Regions from separate parts of the Homo sapiens genome. Here region 1 is linked to region 2. A link is a contact called in ENCODE Hi-C data. All regions are on one chromosome and are shown on one strand. The core of a region is the stretch at or near the end of the contact, and the rest is flanking DNA. Distances in the headings are between cores, read along the strand shown. Region 1 overlaps SYNE1 (spectrin repeat containing nuclear envelope protein 1). Region 2 holds the start of SHPRH (SNF2 histone linker PHD RING helicase).

Evidence for each region. A loop is a pair of places that touch in the nucleus more often than their neighbours do. Pooled maps may share reads with other maps.
Region 1: a pooled map shows a loop between it and region 2 (16-fold over the local background). The contact joins the enhancer-like site here to the promoter of SHPRH in region 2. A Hi-C loop is called at or near these places in 2 of 37 single-sample maps with no recorded cell type and 8 of 50 pooled maps.

What each region holds. Positions count from the first base shown.
Region 1 is chr6:152,299,268-152,304,179 of GRCh38, reverse strand. SYNE1 (spectrin repeat containing nuclear envelope protein 1) reads left to right here. Exons shown (of 146, transcript NM_182961.4): 92 at 2,117-2,311; 93 at 3,399-3,539. Among named protein-coding and RNA genes, the nearest start is that of SYNE1-AS1, 79 kb to the left of the region's middle. RefSeq lists enhancers at 1,731-1,800, 1,951-2,350, 2,401-2,450. Within about 2 kb of position 2,044, at least 35 of the 41 ENCODE cell types and tissues checked have a DNase peak (open chromatin) inside an H3K27ac peak, as active enhancers do.
Region 2 is chr6:145,961,373-145,965,999 of GRCh38, reverse strand. SHPRH (SNF2 histone linker PHD RING helicase) reads left to right here and starts at 1,642. Exons shown (of 30, transcript NM_001042683.3): 1 at 1,642-2,269. RefSeq lists enhancers at 1,166-1,215, 767-1,754, 1,666-1,885, 1,996-2,125.

The sequences.
Region 1 (4,912 bases), core at 795-3,294, 6.3 Mb before region 2:
GCCACTAGACAAGATATAGTAAATAGCTATTCAATCACTGTTTTTAAAAATCCTATTAGGTTTAATTAACTGCATCCCCAGAGGTAAAGAAGCAATGATGTCTACTTTTTAAATCCTTGTTTTAAAAATTCCTATACTATTAGGAGTCAAGAAGACTGACTGCCTGCTGGCTGAGTTCTGCTGGACTGTTTTTTGCTCCACTCGGCTTCAGTTGGGCAGGAAGAAACAAACAAAACAACAATAATAACAAAATGTGTGTGTGTGTGTGTGTGTGTGCATGTGCACACGTGTTTTGCATACAGTCAGCCCTCCATATCCATAAGTTCTGCATCCATGAATTCAACCAATCATGGATGGAAAATATTTGAGGAGCAAAAAGGATGGTTGCATCTCTGCATGTTGATCTTCTTTTCTTGTCATTATTCCCTAAATTGTACAGTATAACACCTATTTATAATGCATAGCATCTACATTGTATTAGGTATTATTAGTAATCTAGAGATGATTTAAAGTATTTGGGAAGATGTGCATAGGTTATATGCAAATACTATGCCATTTTACATCAGAAACTGGAATATCTGTGAATTTTGTATCTAAGAGGGTTCCTAGAACCAACGCCCCTCAGTTACTGAGGGATGACTATGTGTACATATGTGTGTGTGCATGTGTATATGTGTGTGTATATATATGAATGTATGTGTATGTATGTACACAATTATTTTAAAGACATTACAATTTAATATTTTTGTCACAAAATGTGTTCTTTTTTTTTTTTTTGAGACAGAGTCTCACTCTGTTGCCCAGGCTGGAGTACAGTGGCACAATCTTGGCTCACTGCAACCTCCATCTCCCGGGTTCAAGCAATTTCTGGCTAATTTTTGTATTTTTAGTAGAGACAGGGTTTCACCATGTTGGCCAGGCTGGTCTTGAACTCCTGATCTCAAGTGATCCCCTCGTCTCAGCCTCACAAAGTGCTAGGATTACAGGCATGAGCCACTGCACCCGGCCCACAAAATGTGTTCTATGTGCACAATAAATGACAGCCTCTGAAACAAAGAAGCCAAAAAAAAAAAAAAAAAAAGAATAATAGTTTTGTACTTTTAGGAATCATGTTTTGAAATATGTATTTTCGTTTTTTAAAGATGCAATAAAGTATAATTTTAATATTTGATACTTAAAATATTTAAGCAAGAAAGTAAAACTTTAATATTTTAGAATTACCATACTCCTAAAATGAATCTATAGTTACCTTTTTAAGGGTTATGTGCTATCCAGATTATATTTCCAATAAGCTCTTAATAAAATATTTAAAACCTCTATCTCTCATAATATATTTTTTCATTCTTGTCTGCTCAAAAACAAAAACAAAAAAACAATTATTTTTTCAAAAGCAAGTGAAATTAAAAGACACTAAATCCGAATTGCATTTCAAGTTTAAAGTTCTAGTTAAAGCCTCAGCAACATTTGAGACATGATGAAGTGAGCAAGAAAAAATTTGATGAATATACAAAATTTTTTTGGGGGGTCAATCTGCATTAAAAATTGGGATTTCCATATGCAATATCTAGCCTATCTAAAAAAAATTCTTAGAGACATAGGAACAGACAGGCTATTGAGTATGTGACCCTATGTAAAATAAATGACTGTCATCTCTGTTGAATGTACTCAGTAGGGTAAGAGCTGAGCCTTGCATTTTTTTTGGTGTGGTTTTAGCCATCACATGACCTAATTTCCATGGCAGGAACCATCTGGTAAATTTCAGATGCTTTCTGCTTTTAAAGAGAGTTGTCAGTTCCTAATGTTGCGGAAGTTCATGATTCCATATGGGGCCTCTCGCGATTAGAAACCACTCATTCGGCCTCATCCCCTCATTTCTCCTTTTGTACCGACGCGGGGACGCGGGCTCGGGCACTTTGGCTGTGCCTGCGCCGCGCCGCGCAGCCTGCGGTCTGGCTCGGTAGCGAGATGCAGGAGGACTCGCCGCCTACACATCCTGCCTCCCGGGCCCGCGCGGCTCTGCGCGCTCATTGGCTCGCCCTGCAGGAAGATGAACGCTACTACTTCTGTTTCCTTTTGATGCTGCTCTGACACCCCGGTGGGGGAAATGTTTCCTCAGGAGCTGGCGCAGAAAATTAAGGGCTACCAGGAGCAGATCGCTTCTTTGAATTCCAAGTGCAAGATGCTGACGATGAAAGCCAAGCACGCCACCATGCTGCTGACGGTGACCGAGGTCGAGGGGCTGGCGGAAGGGACAGAGGACCTGGATGGGGAGCTCCTCCCCACGCCTTCGGCCCACCCCTCTGTGGTCATGGTAAGGATCCAGTGGGTCCCCGCGGCTTTGCTCTTTGACTGGAGCCTGGCGAGTGGCTCCATGTTCCCTCTCCGTGGCTGATTTCAGGGACCAGCCTTCGATCTTGCAGATTCAGAGGGAGGAACAGATTCCTTAAGTCTCTTTGACTACCGTTGGGCCGGGCCAATCTTTGACACTGTAAACAATGACAGTTAAAATGAAACTATGTGCTCGAGACAGCTGAATTACTTAACATGTCAGAGGTCTACCCTGTATTTGTTTATAATTTCGCAATAATACTGAGAGGCTCTGAGCTTTAAACAATAATTTACTTGCACAGTGTTTTAGTTGTCTGGGGGATGGGAAATTCATGGCATATATATTTAGTTGTGGTCTCCACGCTAACTAGCTAACTACATATGTGCATGTACTCTACTGTATAAATGTGTAATACAATTTAGAAGAACAGCTATTGTTAGAAAAATATGAAAACAGACCGTCTAAAGCTTGGCTTTGGATTAAAATAAATCAACTTTGTTATTTTCTATTCTGCACCACTATTTTCCTATACACTTGCCATCTAAAATGCATTGAGTATTTTGGTGACTATAATGTTTCCCAGTGCTGTGTGTTTTCCCTTATATGTGCTGTGCCTCAGGTAATGAGTAACCATACCTGAGCCCATTTGGCAATAACAGTACTTTGGGTGCATTTATCTTCCTACCATATTTGAAACTTGAGATGTCCACAAAAGACCAAGCTTTATTTCACAGACCTTTTCTCATTTGTATGATTCGTGATTTTTCCAGTTATTTATAAAGCCACAAACTCTCCAAAGAAAGGAAAATAATGAAGTATTTAATCAACAACAAAACTTCAATGTCATATGCACCCCCATCCCTGATTGTTTTACAAATGATTACTAGCATCATATTCTCTTGAAGACAGAACTTTTAAATACTAACACAGGATTAATATGTGAATTCGGGTCCCAGTAATTTTAACCTTCGTTTTATAATTAACTCTGTTTTGGCCTGTGCCTGAACAGGACTTATGTTAACATAGCTAATTGATTTTCATGTCCTTTGGGCTACATTTTACGTGGCAGATGACTGCAGGTCGCTGTCACACTTTGCTGTCACCGGTCACTGAGGAGTCTGGGGAGGAGGGAACCAACAGTGAGATTTCCTCTCCACCTGCCTGTCGCTCCCCTTCACCTGTGGCTAATACAGATGCTTCTGTTAACCAGGTACCTCCCAGTTGGCATTCCTCTAGCAATAATCTCTGGGCAGATGCAGGACTCCATTCTCTGTTTCCATTAGATCGTGGGTATGAATCTCAGACTTTGTTGCATTTGGTTCCAGGGACACACTATTAGGTGTTATAGTTGCACAAACTATGATTGTCATGTGTCTCAGTATGTCATCTCCTCTCCTGGGCTACAGAAAGTGGGATGAACAAAAATTAGGTCATGGGAATGATAGCCCAGAAGGCTCTGTTTTAAGACATTATGGCCTTAGTTTCCAGCAATCATCTGGAATGGGGTTCTGCATCCAACAGAAAATAAAAGATGTGTGTCACCATTGTAAAATAACGTGATTCGATGGCTTTATAACATGCATTGAAAATAGTGCTGGCATTTACCAGCTCAGATTTTGAAGACAGGAAACTTCCATTTATTATGTCAGACTTCTTCTTTATTTGCAACTTGTGTACCAATGTAAGGAATGTCTGCCATATTTATACTAGAATGCCTACTAGATTTGAGTGTTTAACTTATCTTTCAATAATCTTAAATTTTATTTTCTATAAAATGGGGAAAATAAAATAACCATTTAGTTATAAGAAGCCTTTTACCATGTATTAAATGTAGATAATACTAAATTAAATGTCAAAAAGCTTTTATGTCAAATGTTAGATAGAAATCAAAAATATGCCTTTATAGTAACCAAAGACTTTTAATGCATGTTAAGTAATACTTTATTTTTTAGTGAAGACAACTAAAAAATGTAAACTATTCTATGAAATTACATTTTTTCAAAGAAGTTGATATGTATTATTAAGGGAGAAGCATTAAACAGAGCAAATGTTTTATAACCTGTATTATAATTCAATTATATTACTTTTATTTTAAAGCAGAAGCATTCAGACTGTCATAGGATTTCTGTGATAAAGAGAATCCCCCCTCATTAAAAAAAAAAAGGAACATCAAGGTGATGAAACCTTTAGTTAATACACTTACACTGTTCTCTTGGTAAAAATCAGGATAGCTCTAGGGAAATTATCAACTCATCCATTTGTCAAGTACATTCTGACACCTGCTCAGCGTGAAACCTTGTGTTGGTTCCTGAGGATGCAGCTGAGAAGGAGTCAGCATGGCCCTACCTGCAAGGCCCTGACAGTCTAGAGAGAAAGGCAGACATGGGACAGATAATAACAATGTGATCAGAGGAAACTAAAAACAGCAACATAAAAGGAGAAGTTCAGGGAGCCGTGGGGAATTTGGGAAAGTGTTTTTCAAATTCTCATTTTAAAATATGTATTACTCATTCTTTGATGATTTGTCCTTCCCTATGGTTACAGATGTTATTACAGAAATTAAGCTATAGTCGGCTGATTATT
Region 2 (4,627 bases), core at 393-2,892:
TCTTTTATTCAGGCCACTAAAACTTTTTCCATATCAGCATGAGGCTGTTTCGTTTTCTTATCATTTGTGTTTTCATTGGAGTAGCACTTTTAATTCCCTTCTAGAACTTTTCCTTTGCATTCACAACTTAGCTAACTTTGGTACAAGAGGCCTAGCTTTTGGCTTATCTCAGCTTTTGACATGGCTTCCTCACTAAATTCCTTCGGTTTTCGATTTAAAGTGAGAGATGTGCCACCCTTCCTTTTACTTGAACACTTAATAGTCCATTGTAGGGTTATTAATTGGCCTAATTTCAATATTGTTGTGTCTCAAAGAATAGGGAGGCCTGAAGAGAGGAAGAGAGACAGGCGCCAATAGTGAAGCTTTCAGAACACACACAACATTTATTAAGTTTAGCATCTTCTATGAGCAGAGTTTGTAATGCTCCCAAAAAACTACAATAGTAACATCAAAGATAACTAATCATAGATCACCATAACAGATGAACAGCAAGTGAACACATGCTGCTTGAAAAATGATGCTGACAGACTTGCTTGAGTAAGGTTGCCAAAAAACTTCAATTTATAGGAAAACATATTATCTGCAAAGTACAATAAAGGGAAGCAAAATAAAAGGAGGCGGGGATTTGCTTATGGAAACAGCTTCGTATCTGTGATAAAGGAATATACTAAGTAAAATATGGACTACCCTGGACTGTCTAACACAACTACAACCGATATTCACTTGGACAAGAACTTAGTTCAAGTGCTTCTGTGGTCACACAACCCAAAAGGCCTCCACAGCAGAAAAGCTGCTATTAGGTACTCACTAACTAAGTACTGAGTCCCCAGTGTTTCCTGAGGGTTATTTCACAGGCTCCTGACCCTGAAGCCTCTCAGAGTTATTCCAACATTAAGGTCACTTCTATGAGGAAGAGGTGAGAGGAAAAAAGACCAATAGTGGAAGGCCAGCTTCAGCGCAACACATGTATTTAATAGTTTCTCTCATCTTTGAATATTTATTCACATTTCCCTTTAAAGTCTGTTTTTGAGGGGGAGAAGCTTTATTCGTACCTACTTAGTGGCTGCTTTATAGCAGTAAAATAGATGCTTTTGCAGAATTCTTTTCTGCTTTTCTTTTGTGAGACGGAGTCTCATTCTATCACCCAGTGGGGAGATGTCGGCTTACTCAATCTCTGCCTCGCAGGTTCAAGCATTCTCCTGCTTCAGCCTCCCGAGCAGCTGGGACTACAGGCGGGTACTACAGGCGCGCACCACAACGCCCGGCTAATTTTTGTATTTTTAGTAGAGACGGGGTTTCGCTATCTTGGCCAGGCTGTTCTCCAACTCCTGACCTCAGGAAATCCGCCCGCCTCGGCCTCCCAAAGTGGTGGGATTACAGGCGTGAGCCACCGCTCCTGGCCCCTGCCTTTTTATTAGAGATACAAATCACACACGCCCTTCGCTTCAAGGGGAGCCCCGCCCCCTACTTCGGGCATTCGGCCATCCTGTGTTCTCTAATGGCGTGGGGCAGAGCTATCGCGAGACTCCACTGTATCCTCAGCAAGTTTTTAACAGTGTGAACTTGCGCAGAAGAGACTCATGAAGCCAGCGCAGGAGAAAGGGGGCGGGGTGCTCTGACGAGCGCGTTCGCCTTGACCCCACGCTACAGCGCGCGCCCGGCAGCTAGGCGCTGTGGTTTCTGGGTCTCCCGGGGGACCCCTACACGTTCCGGCAAAAAGCGCTCGTGCCCACCTCAAGCCCATGTTCGGTGGGTGGCGAATGCGTGCCCGTGATCTGCTGGGTCTGTAGAGGAGCGCAGGCCTGGTGCAAACAGACTCAAGAGGCTCGGAGAACCAGCTTGGGTAGGCGCTTGGGTGATGGAAGGTCAGGGGTCAGAGGTCGGGAGGGAGGGAGGGAGGTGGTCTTTGGCCTCCGGGACCAGGGAGGGAGGACGCTGGTTGTCCTGGAGCCCGGGAAGCTCAAGGGCTGAGAGGGAGCCGCTGCGCGAGTCTTCCCCACCTCTTCCCGATCCCGGACTAGCGAACTTCGGACCACCACGTCCCTCCGGGGATAAAGTGGGGTCGTGGGAAAGGAGGCTGTGCTTCTCCTCATGCACTGGGGCCTGCGGTGTTTGTCTCGAGCGTCCAACACACTAGGATCCGGGAGTCCGTCGTCACGCTCCTTGGCCTCGCGGTCGCTTGTTTGCTCGGCCTGCTGGGAGCGATCCGGCGCTGACAGCCCCGCTCAGACTCCGGGAGCCGCTTGTGGGTCTTTCGGAAGATAACTGAGTGGGTACCGTGCGCCGCAGATCTACCCCCGGAGGCTGGAACTGGGTCGCCGCCTCCCTTCTTTGTGCGCGGCATTGTATTAGTAAAAGGGGAGGCAGAGGTTTCTCAGTCCCACTCAAAGTTCTCCGTTACCTTTGGAGCCAGATTAATTACATTCGAATTCAGAACCACTCTTTGACATTGTACAGTTTGACTGGTAGTTGCTATGTTTATGAACGAAGATAGGGTGTTATTTGATGATTAATAGTCACTGTATAATGATCAGTTAAATAATGACCAGGAAGCTTGTGCCCTTTTTCCAAGTAGTTTGACATTAGCACGAGGTAGAAATCCGAGATGTTTGATGCCTTCCAACTTGTACTTAAGGAACTTAAGGAACTTGGGGCTTTTTCTGAACAAAATAAGATAAAGTTATTACTGTTACTTTAAATTATTCCAGTGGGCATTAGTAGGAATGATGAAACTCTTGAATAGAAACGATCCATGATATCTCTACTGTCACAAAAAAGACTATTTAGTTTATGATTAGTAAACATGCTGGAGACAGAGCAGTCCTGAGCAGTATTGTAATGATTATGTCTGTGCTCGATAACCTGCACTTTCTAGAGCTTTAAAGGACCAGTTAACCAGTAAGCTGGCAATTGAGAATAAAATAGTTTACTTTTGAGAGATGCTCTTGTATATCCTCTTTGTCCACCCGAAAGGAGCTGGACTTACAGAATTATTAAAACAAAACTTTTATTATTAAGAGTTTAGGCCAGTAAGATTTAGGGGAAACAATTTGCTGGTGAAAAAGCTTCTTATGAGGGCATTTTTAAAGTTTATGTAACTAGCATATTTTAGCATTCAGTAGAAGAAAATACTCTCACCTTGCTGGAATTATTTCTACAGAAAAGGAAAAGATTATGTTAACCCTGGGTCATTAAGAGCTTCCTAGTACTTAGTAATGAGTGGGCTTCATTTCCATAACACAACATTTTGGACAGGAATATGGCAAGTATGTAATCCTTTTTGCCCTTAATAGCCTAAACCCAGATCTACCATGGATTTGTTGTAATTCAAGATTTGTGTGTATCTTTTAAAGAGGAAATAATATTTTGGAGGGAAAAAATGTGAATTTAAGTTGTGTTATTCATTTGTTGGATTGTCTTAGTAATGTAACATTTTATGTTTATTTTTCTAGCATTCCATCCTTGTTTTCTGTTAAAGATACAGTTCAGGCAGTTTTCCCTGCCTCGTTCTAGTATTTCATTTTTCTCAGAAATACTAGTTTCATATTACCTATAGTCTTCTAGAATGTGGATAAGAGAGACTTCTCCAAAAAGAAATAAGAGTAAAGTATCGTTAGGTCCTCAAAAGGAGGGAATACATCCACGGAATTAGAGATCTTTGTTTCACCCTTTTTGTATGTCTTTACTTCCTAGCACTGACCTGGCATTGGGAGTACAACACTGAATAGGATACTACTCCTGCCCATCTTTCAAAGTGAACACTCTAGCAGTTGGGATCGAGGAGAGAGAGGCCCTTAACTCAGCTTCTCTAGTCATGGAAGCCTTTCCAGGGAAGATTGGGATGGAGACAGGCATAAAAGCAATTCAAGCAAAAGGCTTTTATATTTAAATACAAGACAGTAAAAGTGCGGTCCATATAGAAAACTTCACATAATTACGTTTTACCCAAACACTGCTAATTAAGGAGGAGGAAGAAGTAGTTGTGACTGATAAGGTATGAATAAAACCAGAAGAATATGGGATGTGGTTAGATACAGAATTTCACCAGTACTTGACTTACTAGTTGCCAAATTGCATTTTAGTCATAAGTATATTTGACCAAATACTATTTTCTTTGGTTCAAGAAGTTAACCCTGAATAGAGATTTCCTTAAGTAAAGACTCAGTCAAAACCAGGAGCTTTTTGTTTGGTTGGTTGATTTTTGATCATGAATGTTTACTCAGTTAAGAACTGGACAAAGGGAGAGCATTGCTAGAAATTCTGGTGTTGACTTTTCTGCAGTTTATCATTATCACTGATAAGTACCTTGAGGCACTAATATTGGAAGAATCAGGCTGAAAGAATACATCTGAAGGAATGTGCAAATTATAATGGTGTACATAATTTAAAAGATACTGGATAGGTTTTACCAGAGAACAGAATAAATAGTTGAAGTAATGTTTTCTGGTTTGGTAATATGTCTGTTACAAAATTATTGTGGGAAACATGGCACATATTACTTCTCACATTCCATTGGCTAGGACTGGTCACAGGACCAAACCAAGCTGGGCAGTCATTTCTCAACTACTCTATACTTTGAGTGGAAATAAGTGGATTTTAGTTGGCAGCTGGTTATCCATAACAAGGT